Linked DNA regions of Homo sapiens: region 1 is linked to region 2. A link is a contact called in ENCODE Hi-C or POLR2A ChIA-PET data. All regions are on one chromosome and are shown on one strand. The core of a region is the stretch at or near the end of the contact, and the rest is flanking DNA. Distances in the headings are between cores, read along the strand shown.

What was found. A loop is a pair of places that touch in the nucleus more often than their neighbours do. ChIA-PET counts read pairs that join two places held with the same protein, here RNA polymerase II (POLR2A). Pooled maps may share reads with other maps.
Region 1: a loop to region 2 is called in a pooled map, with 1.9 times the contacts of the local background. The contact joins the enhancer-like site here to the promoter of LINC01827 in region 2. A Hi-C loop is called at or near these places in 1 of 37 single-sample maps with no recorded cell type and 1 of 50 pooled maps. POLR2A ChIA-PET finds 5 or more read pairs at or near these places in 4 of 52 experiments (BJ, Panc1, T-cell and 1 more).

Annotation. Positions count from the first base shown.
Region 1 is chr2:196,098,744-196,105,347 of GRCh38, forward strand. No RefSeq gene overlaps it. Among named protein-coding and RNA genes, the nearest start is that of DNAH7, 33 kb to the left of the region's middle. RefSeq lists enhancers at 2,220-2,309, 2,330-2,479, 2,750-2,849. Within about 2 kb of position 2,653, at least 5 of the 41 ENCODE cell types and tissues checked have a DNase peak (open chromatin) inside an H3K27ac peak, as active enhancers do.
Region 2 is chr2:195,570,150-195,576,843 of GRCh38, forward strand. LINC01827 (long intergenic non-protein coding RNA 1827) reads right to left here and starts at 4,344. Exons shown (of 2, transcript NR_187191.1): 1 at 4,175-4,344. RefSeq lists an enhancer at 72-662.

The DNA of each region.
Region 1 (6,604 bases), core at 1,403-3,902, 530 kb after region 2:
CCATAAATAGCCCCCTCTTCTGCTCTTGTTCTCTCTAATTTATGACTGGAAAATCTCCTTGAAAACTCTTTCATTTACCAACTCCAAGCTAAGCCTCCTGCCCTCCTCTCTTCTGCCTTATACTGACCTGTGACCAGTGTCAGATGGGCCTCTTAGAGCAAACCTTTCTGCTCTTCCTTCACCCTCTCCACTGTCTTCACACACTGTCCATGTGGAATCTTTCTTTCTTAAAGGGCATAGATAATGACTGTGCCCCATGAACTGAAGTCATGGTTGGTGAGTTTTCAGCCTCCATTTTTTTCAGTTTTTCAATTGCTGTTGGCCAGGAGCCCCTTCCAAAAATCAACACATCATGCCTCTATTCTGGAATAAGCATCTTCCAGGTAACCCTCAAATGGATCATATTTTGAGAATTGCAGGCTCACTTCAGTTAGCACGGCATTAGCAAGCTATTCTCTTTCTATCTTCTTCAGAGGTGTTTATTCAGTGGCTCCTGTCTGTGAAGGGTGTCTTCAATCTGCAGTCTGAAGGAAAGAATCTCCACCAGCCATATTTTTGCCAATGCTTGTCCCATTGTTTCTTCCTTGCCACTCCTCCAAAACACACACATACATTCTATACCTCTACTAGCACCCACTATAATCACTGTTTCTACATTCACAGATGCAAAATGCCTTTATGTTCAGAGATGGTTAACATTTTCTTTTTGTCACAAAATCTGTAGGTTGCTTTTTGGATTTTTAGTAATAATCTTACATAGAATACACTTACATAGGACATGGTTCCTAGCCAAAGACATCCAAAAGGTTTGCTCAAAAACATGTCTTGTTGGGTCAGCCTTTATTAAATCCTCCCCAGGAGCCGATATTTTGGGAACAAAATATTACTGGTAAAGAGAAGCATGTGAAGTTTCCAAAAGCAAAAGTGTCTGTAACCAATGAACAGATAAAATTTCAAGGCCTATACAGTAAAGCAGCTGTTAGATGATTTACTGGAAAATTCCTCCAAAACATAATAGAGGCTGCCCACTACAAAGGAAATATTTTTCCTTCAAGTGCATAATATTCAAGTTCAATATGTTATGTACTCAAATTACCTCTCTATTAAAATCTGGGGTTTTCACGATAACCTCCACCATGGGGACTTGATTCTCATTCCATCCCAATGAAAAGCCAGGACAGCACTGGTTGGTGTGAGATTCATGAGGTGAGTTCCAAACTCCAGAGACTCATTCCTTTTGTGCAGCTTCCAGTATCAATAACACAGGATAGGACTTCATTTCCCAGGCATATAAGTGACTCACACTAAACTAGACAAATTCGATAACCTCTCACTTTCATTTAGAGAAATGATCATAAAGCTGCCAGTGGGGCACCATGTGATTTTCAAGGCGGGCAGCACAATTGCAAAACAATACTTGCAGGAATCATAGAGGAAGAGAACAATTGTTTCCAGCACCTCCCTTATCTCACTATATGGACAGACAGTGCATAGAGGGACATTCTCAGATGCCACAGCACTTGAGTGTTTTGGTAAAGTCCTGATGGAGACCAGGGAAAGCGGCAAGAGAGTGAGGTGTGCAGCACACAGCACAGTCACTGCTCCACAGCACCAGAGATCTGGAGGCACACGTGGAACCAAATGGGCCAAAAAAAAAAAAAAAAAAAAAAAAGGAATTCATAGTCCTCAGGCCAAGAATTCTCCATTTAACCTCATTCTTGACTCTGCCAACCCACGCGATCATTTATTAGGAGTTAACAGAAACCTTTAGGGAGAGATTTGTTAAGGGTTACAGAATCAGAGCAAGGGAGGAGGAATACGTTTCTAGTGTTCTATACCACTGTAGGACTACTACAGTTAACAATATGTAGTTTCAAATAGCTAGAAGGAAGGATATTGAATGTTCCCAACACAAAGAAATGATAAATGTTTGAGATAATGGATATGCTAATTACCCTGATCTAATCATCATACATTATATGTATCAAAACATCCTTACATACCCCATGAATATGTACAATTATTATGTGTAAATTAAGAAAGAAAGAAATCTCTTGGACTCCATGTAATGTATTTACGCACAGAACACATTCTGGCTCAAACTAGGAGGTGGAGGTCTCCAACTGTACAAAGGGCACTATTGCACTTACTAGGGGTAAGGATTAGAGCTTTCGATCTACACAGGAAAAGTAGAAATGGCAGTCAAGAGCCACAGTGATGCAAGCTGAAGTCAAACCAAGAGGTGTTCCCTGCCACTTGTCTCTTATTTTGAACATGCCAACTAATTGCAGCCCACCCATCCATCCTTCCTTGTGCCAGAGGTGAGGGCTAAGCCATTGCTGCAGAAGTCCTCTTCAGCAGATAGCTGTTTATCTGGTCCTTGATTAATGGTAAGGGGGCTGCTCCTAGCTTTGTTTGGATGTTCAGACAGCAAGAGAGGACACTTGGTTTCAATATGTATATCTATTTGATTCAACCTCCAGCTAAACAATCCTGTTTTCCCTAAGAAATGAACATGGAAATGGTCAAATGTCCACAGGAACATTGGTACAGGAGGAGTATGTTCAATAATCACAAGATATGAGTCAGATGTTCAGAGTGTGATTTTGATATGAACCTTTATTGTGGGAGAGGGAGGGAGGGTTGAGCTATCTGAGAATCAGTTCTGGCTCAGTCCCTTGAGCCTGCTTGGGTGCGAAGGTTTCAGTTCTGTGTCAGTGACTCAGCTCTACTCTGTTCAGGGAAGATAAATTAGGTGCCACGTGCTTTACTCTTAGTGAAATAGGTTATTTTGGGGGAAATATGTGGAAAGTTACTTTTTAAGAAATTCCAGTGAATATGAAGGGCTCCTATCTGAAAAGATGCACATTTGGCTTGTTGTGAGAATTTTTTCCTTCCTTATGAAAAACATCTTGTCTTCAAATTTGTCTGGAACTGTTTACTACATTGCCCTTTTGAGTTGCACCAATAAGAAGGGAGTCAAACACCATTTCCAATAATACTCTGCTCAGTCATAGTGACAGTATGCCCCTGCCTCCCACGCTGCCACACCAGTCCCAGCCGAGGAGCACCTGTGAAGTCTGTTCTGCATCACAGCAGTAAGCAGTCACAGGGCCTATTAGTTATGCACAGCAGGAGAGACCTTGGGGTCAGTGTTAGAGTTATGTTTTTCATACGCATGCAAGACAGCTTACATTCTGCACTCTGGTGGCGTGCAGATGTCCTGGAGAGTAAGGCTCCTTTGGTTCCCTCACTTTTCCTTTTGCTAATAGACCCCAGGCTTTGTTCAGGGATCAGGCAACAATATGCTCATGGTAGTTAGGCTCAGTCTCAGAGAGGAGTCATGGATCATCCATTCCCCTTTGCCTGTGAATGGCGTAGGGATCATGCCAAAAAAAGAAACACTGCTTAGGGGTTTGGAAAAAGTATTTTCTTCCTAGTAAAAGAAATCTTGGTATGACTGAGCTGCTAAATCAATCCACCCTGCAACCCTAATTTTGGACTTCTTGTTTGGAGAGATAATAAATTCTTTATTGTTTAAACCCCATTGGATATAGTGAAAATTTCACCAAAAAGCATCCTAACTGGTCCTCACGGGTAGGAACCTGAATTTATTTCAACTTCTGGAAGACTGTTATGAGCCACAGACTGTCAACTCCTATACAAGCTGAGAAAATAAGCATTCATGGTAAACTGGGGTTATTGAGGAAATTGCAGTTGAATTTGCTCACCTGTAAAATGGGAATATCAGTAGTAACAATTTCAAAGTCTCATCCTGATGATTAATTTAACCCAGGCAAAGCTCTTAAAGCAGTGCCTGGCACATAGAAAAGACACAATTTAATTATCAAGTGTTGTTATAGAGATGAGGAGGCAAGAAGGATTGATCACTTGGGGCTAAATTAGGGATACCAACTAGGAACAAAGATACTCACTTGCAAAGAGAAAGATGATGGCAGACACTCTGGCATGGCTGGCTAGTAGTAAAGTAATATAGAGGAGATCATAATTACAGTTTACCAAGCCCTCTTCATCATGTTCATTCCCTTTGCATGAACACAATTTCCTCAATACCTACAGTTTACCATTAATGCTTATTTTTTCAACGTATATAGGAGTTGATAGTTTGTGGCTTATAATACTCTTCCAGAAATCGAAAGTAAATTCAGGTTCCTACCCCTGAAGACCAGTTAGGATGATTTTTGGTGCAATTTTCACTATATCAAATGGAGTTTAAACAATAAGGAATTTATCATCTCTCTATACAAGAAGTCCAAAATTAGGGTTGCAGGGTGGATTGATTTAGCAGCTCAGTCATATCAAGCTTTCTTTTATTAGGAAGAAAAGCCTTTTTCCGAAGCCCCATGTACTCCCGCTAACTACATGGGTGAGCTGGCTGTGACTGCAGCTCTCATCCAGAATTTGTCTCTAGGGTTGGTTTAGTTCACCTGGTGTGATAGACTGAATAATGAATGACCACTGTCCCCAAAGATGTCAATGTCCTAATCCTTGGAACCTATGAAAATGTTAATTTAGTTCAATGATAAAAGGGACTTAGCACATGTTATTACATTAGGGATCGTGAGATCGAGAGATTATCCTGAATTATCCAGGAGAGCCCAAGATCCTTATAAAAAGGAGGAAAGTCAATACTAGGAGATGTGATGATGGAAGCCACAGACTGGAGTGATGTGAGGAAGGGGCCACAAGCTAAGGAATATAGGCAGTCTCTAGAATCTGAAAAAGGCAAGGAAACAGATTCCCCCCTAAGCATCCAGAAGGAACACAGCCCTGCCTACAGATTGACTATAAACTTCTGACCCCTGAACTGTCAAGGAATACATCTGCATTGTTTTAGGCCACTAAGTTTGTGGTAATTTGTTACACCTGCAACAGGAAATTAATATACCTGACTAACCAGCTGAGACATGATCCCTAATTCCCTTTGTTAGTTTGTATGTTTCTGCTGCAAGTAACAGAAGCCTGAACTCAAAATAGTTTCTGCAGTTAAGGGATCTATTGTCTCACATATTAAAAACAGAGTAACAGAGTCAGGATGTTACAAGTTGGTTCATTCAACAGCTCAATGACATCATCAAAGATCCAGGGTTTTTTTTCCCCAAATCCTTGCTTTGTTTTTTTTCAGCACAAAGGTTTATCTTTTTGGGTTGACCCACTCATGGTCAAATGTGGTTGCTGCAGTTACACTCATGGTCAAAAGTGGTTACTGCAGTTCTAAGCACTATATCTTTACACGTTAACGTCTAAAAGTTGGAAGAGAAAACCTCGTCTTTCCTGTGTCATTTTCAAAGTACCAGGAATATTTCCCAAGAAGTCTCCCGGTAGGCTTTGCTTCTCACAGCATTAGCAAGAATGGAGTCATTCAGCCATTTCTAAACCAGTCGCTGAGAGAGGCATAGAATCAAGATCCACCTCCTGGGACAACTGAAGGGCTGGCCTCTTTTGAAGGTTGTGGTGGCCTAGTTCATGGCTTGTGTTAGTGAGTAAGAAGAGGGGAGAAGGATGGCACAGTTAGCAAATAGCAATGTCTGTTATACACCCTCTTCAAGGTTCCTTGTGAGCGGTCAACCTTACCAGACAGAACAATCTTCCAAGGTAGACGAGGGCTGTCTTTTAGGCAAGGAGTTCAAGTGTCTATAATTCTCACTCTTTTTGCTTAGGATCTTCTGACTAATGAAACACATTCATTTAGTTTATATTTTTATTTGCATAGGGTAAGCCCTAAATAAATGTTTACCAAATTCAGGGTCAATATTTGTGCCTCCAGTGATATTATTGTATTATTGTTTGATTCTCAACCATGTGGGCTGATATTTACAGTCTATTGGAGATTTCAGGAGGCATAGATACATAAAAGTAAAAGTACTAACTTTCACATAACATTTTCTTTGTGCCTGTCATACTTTACATAATTCTTTTAACCTTAGCTATAGGAAGTGGTACTGTTTTTAATTCCCATTTTATAGATAAAGAAATCTAGGCACAGAGAGGAAAACCATTGCTAATCCACAAATTCCTAAAGCAAAACAATTTTCTTCACAGCAGTATGTTGTTTTAATTATGGCTATATTTAAATGGATGAAATGTCTAGAAAGAAAATATTGGTAATTTATCTGGACGACTCCAAATACATATTTGATATGGTACCAGGAAAAGAGCAATTAGAGAGCCACCCCTTGCCACTGCTTAACCTTTCCCAAAGGGGTGGCTCTCTAATTATATTTTTAAGAAAGTAATAAAAATTTAGGAAATACATGTCTGATACATGATATAAACTGCAGGGAGATTTTATCCAAAAAATTCTTTTAGGTGTAAAATTAAACAAAATAAGCAGCATTCAAACCTAAATGAAGGGCTGACAAAAACAAAATGAAAAGTAATGTGTATGTGGGAAAGAAACCAACAGAAAAATATAAACTTTATAAATTGTGGCATAAAACTCATCAACTAGAGGGAAAATGTGAGATTTCAAGTAGTTGACTTAGAATCAAAATCCTTTGGCTTTCCCTAGTTGGAGACCAACATTTTTAATGGTTTTTATATGTTTGTATAACTATGTTGACTATTCTCTACACTAACCTCT
Region 2 (6,694 bases), core at 3,094-5,593:
ACTATCTTCAATGCTATGAACAATGGAGCTTAGCTACATAGCTCATATTTGTGCTAATTTCAGTGCATTAAAAGGTTTTTCATTGTTTTTATTGTTTCAAGCTACTCATAAATATGCACACTCAAGTAGCTGTACTGAAAAATTATGCCATGTTTGATGAAAAAGCTTCTTAAGATCACATACAATTGGTATCTCCGACACTTGAAAGATATCCTACATGTGAAGCAGTTGCTTTAAACACACACATGCACATACTAAGCTGTCCTCACTAGGAAGAGGCAAGGTCAGACTCCAGCGGGTTCCTGTCTCCTGTAGGGTTTGTCATTAGAGAACAAAGGCAAATTGCCAGTGCTTATGTACATGAATTGTCTTTATCCTCCTTTGTTTTGGTTATGGGGCCTATCCTAGTGATTTTACAAGATGCCTGCTGTGTTCCTGAGAAAATAAAATGTGCAAAGCTTGCTTCCCTTCAGCTTGTCCATACCCATGGAAGACATCTTGAGTGATTAATTGCTGAACTCTTAACTGCTCCTCTCTCCATTCCTTTGGTAGTTTGGTGTTAATCACAACCAAGTTGTCCTTTCAAGTGAAAATGCTGGCAGGTCCCTTTAGGTTTTATTGGGCCCCAGAGACATTTGGCCTAATCTGAATCTAAAGCTTAATTTCCAAAATTTAATCGATCTGATCTTTTTTTTTTAAGCCACTCATACTGACAACAATATAGATGACCTTTGGCCGGGCTCGGTGGCTCAATCCTGTAATCCCAGTACTTTGGGAGGCCGAGGCGGGCGGATCACAAGGTCAGGAGATTGAGACCATCCTGGCTAACATGGTGAAACCCCGTCTCTACTAAACATACAAAAAATTAGCTGGGTGTGGTGGCGGGCGCCTGTAGTCCTAGCTACTCGGGAGGCTGAGGCAGGAGAATGGCATGAACCTGGGAGGCGGAGCTTGCAGTGAGCCGAGATCTCACCACTGCACCCCAGCCTGGGCGACGAAGCGAGACTCTCAAAAAAAAAAAAATAGATAGATAGCTAGATAGATAGATAGATAGATAGATAGATAGATAGATAGATAGACAGATAGATAACCTTTTTAAAGATCCTTTTAGGCAATTTCAGTGGTTTGGGAGAACATTCAGTGCAGAAATCTTTGTATTCTCTAAAACTGGGAGACCTTTTTATAGACTCACACAATGAAATACATTTAGCACTAGAAGGGATCTCAAAATCATCTATTACAGGCCTATTGTTTTATCAGATAAAATTTCCATGATATAATTTTTTTCTAAATATGTATATTTTGGATAAAGTAATATAAGCATATAGTTCAAATGTCAAAAGGTACAAAACACTGAACAGTGAAAAATAAATGTCTCCCACTCCTAGTCACCCAGTTAGCATCTTTGGAGGAAACCACTGTCACCAGAGATAGTCTATGCGTGCTATGATATCCTTTCAGCAAGAGCTTCAGACCTAGCAAGACCAGAGAGGTCATAAATTAATTGTATTTGGAATTATCATAAAGTAATAGTAGACCTTTTAACTTCAATCTCAACTCTCATTACTTACTAACTTGAACAAGTTAATTAATGTCTCTTCCTCAATTTCCTCATCTGTATGATAGAACTAATGATACCCACCAGTCAGGATTGTCAGGATTATGTGAGGTAATGTACCAAAGTCCCAGATACATACCTTAATTTTGACTATGGGAAAATATAATCTTTTTTTTTTTCTTAAATCTATCTGCATTCTAAATGTAGAGGACACAGTTTCATTAAGGTAGGAATGAGGATAACTATACAAAATATATAATAAGGAAAAATATGGTATGATGTCTGTTTGCATAGCACTATCAGTTTATTTTTCCCAGCCTTGATGAAGTTGATTGGCTTCTTCCTTAATCACTTTCATTTCATTAATAGTTGTCTTTCATCTTCTCCAAGAGCACATCACACAACCTGAAAGTCAGAGGTCTCCCTGAAATCCACTACTTTCGAAGATTGTATGCTGATCATATTACTGAGAGAGTTCAAGAGGAGGGAACTTATCACTTAATAAATTTCGGTGATGCAACTAATGTGTCCTAGGCATTCTGCTAGGTGGTACAGAACCAAGCAAAACACAATGGACAAGATGGTACTAACGACTGTTCTACTTAGGGAGCCAGGAAATTCAAGGGATTGCTTTGTCTCCTAAGACCTAGAAAATCATTAATCTCACTCAAATTTAAGAGTTCAGTTACAAGTAAAAGGAAATCCAATCAAACAACTTAAACAACCAAGGGAATGTATTGGCCGATGTGACTGACGAACCAAAAACTGGGCAGATTTTAACAAAACCAGTAGTCCCATAATGTCAATAAAGACCTGCTTTCTTTCCACTGCTGCACTCTATCTCCTGTGAAGCAGTTTTCGTCTTAGGCTGCGTCTTCTAGTGTAGTCAGAAGCAACCACAGTTACATGCTTCCTAGTTCATATCTACAAAAGCAGAGAGTACCTTTGAAGCAACTCCCATGGATCAGACAAGAATTTTCTTTTCCAAAAACTTCAGCAATTGGCTGGCAGTGGTGACTCAGGCCTTTCACCCTAGCACTTTGGGAGGCTGAAGTGGGCAGAACACTTGAGCTCAGGAGTTAGAGACCAACCTGGGCAACATAGGGAGACCCTATATCTACAAAACATCAAAAAAATTAGCCGGGTATGGTGGCCCCCTCCTGTGGTCCCAACTTCTTGGGAGGCTGAGGTGGGAGGACCACTTGAGCCCAGGAGATCGAAACTGCACTGAGCCATGATCCCGCCATTGCCCGTCAGCCTGGATGACAGAGCGAAACCCAGTCTCAAAAACAAAAAAAAAAAAACAAACAAAACTCCAGCAACTGTCTCCTTTATTGTCCATTAATGGTTCACATGCCTACTCTGAATCAGTCACATGGACAGAATGATGTAATAATGCTGATTAGTGTAAGACAAACAGGTTCTCTGGAGGTGGGCAATCCAGCCCAAGCCATGCTCAAAAACATACTGTTTGTTTAAAGTAGAAAAGGCTCTGGATGGTGAGAAGGGATTTTACAAATGTCAGTGTAAGCTCTTGCTACTGCTTCTCTCTGCATGTCTATTCTAGGTTGCTCTTGTAGGCTGGCTCCACATGTAAGGATTTTACTTTGGGTTCCCTCATAATTTAATGTTCATGTAGCTGAAGCTTGCCATAGAGGTCTCACACTAAATACCTGTGACCCGACAACTCCAATTCTCATCACTTAACTATGACTTTTGTGTCTCAGTGAAATTTTTTCAAACAATATCATCTAGTTGGCTTGGCCTAACCTATGGATCGACTCTCAGAGTAGGTCTCCCCACCCTGGTCCAATCATCATAACCAGGGAGTAGGGTCATATGATATAAACATAGATGACTAGGCCCATCTGTTCAGCAGGGGAACAGATTCTTTTAGAAGGGAATGTGGGCAGAAAGGCAATTATATACATCTCTAACCAGAAAAATCCCAGGGGTGGAAATGATAGGAAGAAATGGCACCAAATTTAAAGATAAAAGAAAAGCTGCCACTGTAATTCAAAATTAGACAATGTAACTGATCATAGACTTTTGCTATAATCGCTATTTTGGCCTTATAATCTCTGAAATTTACTTTACAGAACAGTGAAACACTTCTTTGAGGAGAAACATTATAGAAGAAAACAATCTTTGATCTAGAAACCTAAAAAGATATTTATGCTCATTATATTCCAGGTGCTGAAGAGTGTCAAAGCACAGCTAAATATTATGCCATTTGTGCAGACTCGGAATGAGTTTAAGCACTGAAAGAGCTACCAGAATACCCCAGCAGAACATCTCAAAACAAAGCATTATTTCTCTCTTAAGAAAATTACCAGGCTGGGCACGGTGGCTCACACCTGTAATCTCAGCACTTTGGGAGGACGAGGCAGGCGGATCTACCTGAGGTGAGGGGTTCGAGACCAGCCTGCCCAATGCGGTGAAACCCCGTCTCTACTAAAACTAAAAAAAATAGCTGGGTGTGGTGGCGGGCACCTGTAATCCCAGCTACTCAGGAGGCTGAAGCAGGGAGAATTGCAGTGAGCCGGATTGCACCACTGCACTCCAGCCTGGGCGACAGAGTGAGACTCCATCTCAAAAAAAAAAAGGGAAAATTACCTATTTGCACTTCTTGATTTCCAGGAAGGTGTTAGAGATCTTCATCCCATCCCCAGCCCAAGTCTAGACGTGTTCACCGGAAAGGAAGAAGTTTTTGAGTTCTCAGCAGTAGCTGTGGCTCTAAGGAAAGCAGTGTTGTATGGGTATTAGAGTAGTACAACCAAAGCTCTGCTGGAACAAAAGAGGAACACAGAAAGCTAGGAATGACAAGTGTTTTTCTTCCCTCTCATATGATTCAGTCAGGCTGTCTTTGACCTACATAGCCATCTGACTGGCCACTGTTTTCTTTTCTTTCTTTTCTTTTTTTAGAGATGGGATCTTGCTGTGTTGCCCAGGCTGGACTGAAACTCCTGGGTTCCAGTGATGCTCTCTCCTGAGCTTCCCGAGCAGCTGGGACCACAGGCATACACCACTGCACTGCACTGCACTTGATTAGGTATATTTTAAAATGTAAAATAATAGTGAAAGGATTCTCCCTAGTCCCCATAAACCTGGGAATGGATCGAGGTGAGGACACCAAAACTTTCCCCTGAGACATGGAAATTGCACTGAATGTTTCTTGATGGTTCTAATGCATTAAGAATTAAGAGCTCTTTGCCTAGATTACCCCCAAAATATTAAAAATAACAAAACAAAGTAGAACTAAGGAAAAATATAAGACACATAGAGAAAATGTTTTTCAAAAAATGTTATTTGACCTATGGCTAATTCTGATTTTAAAAGCAGTTAAACAAACGAAACACAACCTAGTGATGCTTACGACTGAAGAAACCATTGATACCTGAAAGAAGGGAAGACTTTAGATATAAAGGCAGAGTGGAATTTTTTTAACCAACATTTCATGCAGCAGCTCCACATGGCCTTCCCATGTCTCAATAGCTTTGATTTGTGGAAATAATGGTTATGCAATTTCCACATATTGTGCTCCAATCACAGCATGTAAGCAACAATAAAAAGAAAACAACTAAATGTACTTGAAGCTGGAGATTTTGATAAGGTTTTCTTTTCACTTCACAAAGTTTGTTAACTGGATATTTTTCTAAGGCAACTGAAATATTCCTGCTGAGTTTCAGACAGATATATGTAAAAGCAGCAAAGTGTCTGATTTTCTTAAATGTATCTATGGCAGCAACACTAGTTAATTTAGTTGTGAAAAAATAACCAAAAAGAAACTATCGGACTATAAGAATTCCACAGTTGGCAGACTGTTGGTATTTCTCTTTCTCTTTAAATATATATATAAATATATCTATAAATATATATAAATATCTATAAATATATCTATAAATATATATATTAAATATATATATGCCATCTGTTTACAAAAGATGAGAAATGTTGGAGAAAATTATTTCCCTTAGGGTATAATGTTATGGCCATTCAGAGAGAGGTCTCTGGTATTTTCAAGGAGAATTTGGTACAAGAACAAGACAGCATCAGGTCTGCACAGTCATTGGCTGCAAAAAACAAAGATGATTTCCTTTAGTCCCTGTTTTAGTTTTACTCTTTGAACTTCCAAGTTTATTTATTGTTATTATTTTTAATGTGGCACAGATTGTTTTAAGAATCAACTTGGTTCCCTTTTTTGAAGTCCTTTTTTTTTTTTAATTTGTTGAGACTGGTTTCTAAAGTGCTCCACCTCCACCACCTGTCATTAGATGGGGGGCTGCGGCTTGGAGAACACTCACAGTTCTGAGTTCAGCTGTGGACGGAATAATGAAGGGCAGCTGCAGAAGGAGGTAGAGCTGCAGATTCAGAGGTAGGTGGCAATACAGTATTTCAAAATAAAAACTACCAAGCTTCAGATCGGTGATAAATTGTCATGCACTAAGTGTACCTGGAGAAATAAAACTAATCTCTATCCATTTTAATTCTCTCAGAAGGACTTTCCCTCTTACATATAAAATCCTGGGAATTTCCCCCTCCTCATCCAGTCATTTCTATGTGATTAATCATACATTGGTTACTCGTCACTAGATGGCATTGTGCAATGTTTCTTGACAGCAGTAACTAAATTGGTAAAGTTACAGCTTGGGCTATTTTTTGGTATTTTCTTCTTTGGGATGGATCTAGAGGATCTAAATCTGATCCTGGATATGTCATCATCTTTATATGTTTTATGAGTATGGCTTTGTAAAATTTGTGTCTTCTTTGAGAGTCTTTTTCTTAGTATAACTTCCTAGTACATGAACCCAATAATTATCAGTCTTAAATGAACAATAAATAAATTCTTCCTCTAATTTTCCTCCAAGTCACATGTACAAATGTTTACTTACATTTGCAGAAATAAAATAAAGCTCAACATATCTAGGATCTCTACCTAGGCATGAAGGTAGAAAAAAATATATATGGAAATTTGCTTTATCTAAGCATGGCCAGTTGAAATCAAGCTGTGGATAAGCCATGAAGATAGAGTAATATAAAAAGATCAGTTAATGCTTTCATAAACCTGTGAAATTCACAAAGGAAATATAATAGCCATAAGTAAGTAAAACTGATATAAATGTGTTATGAATTAGT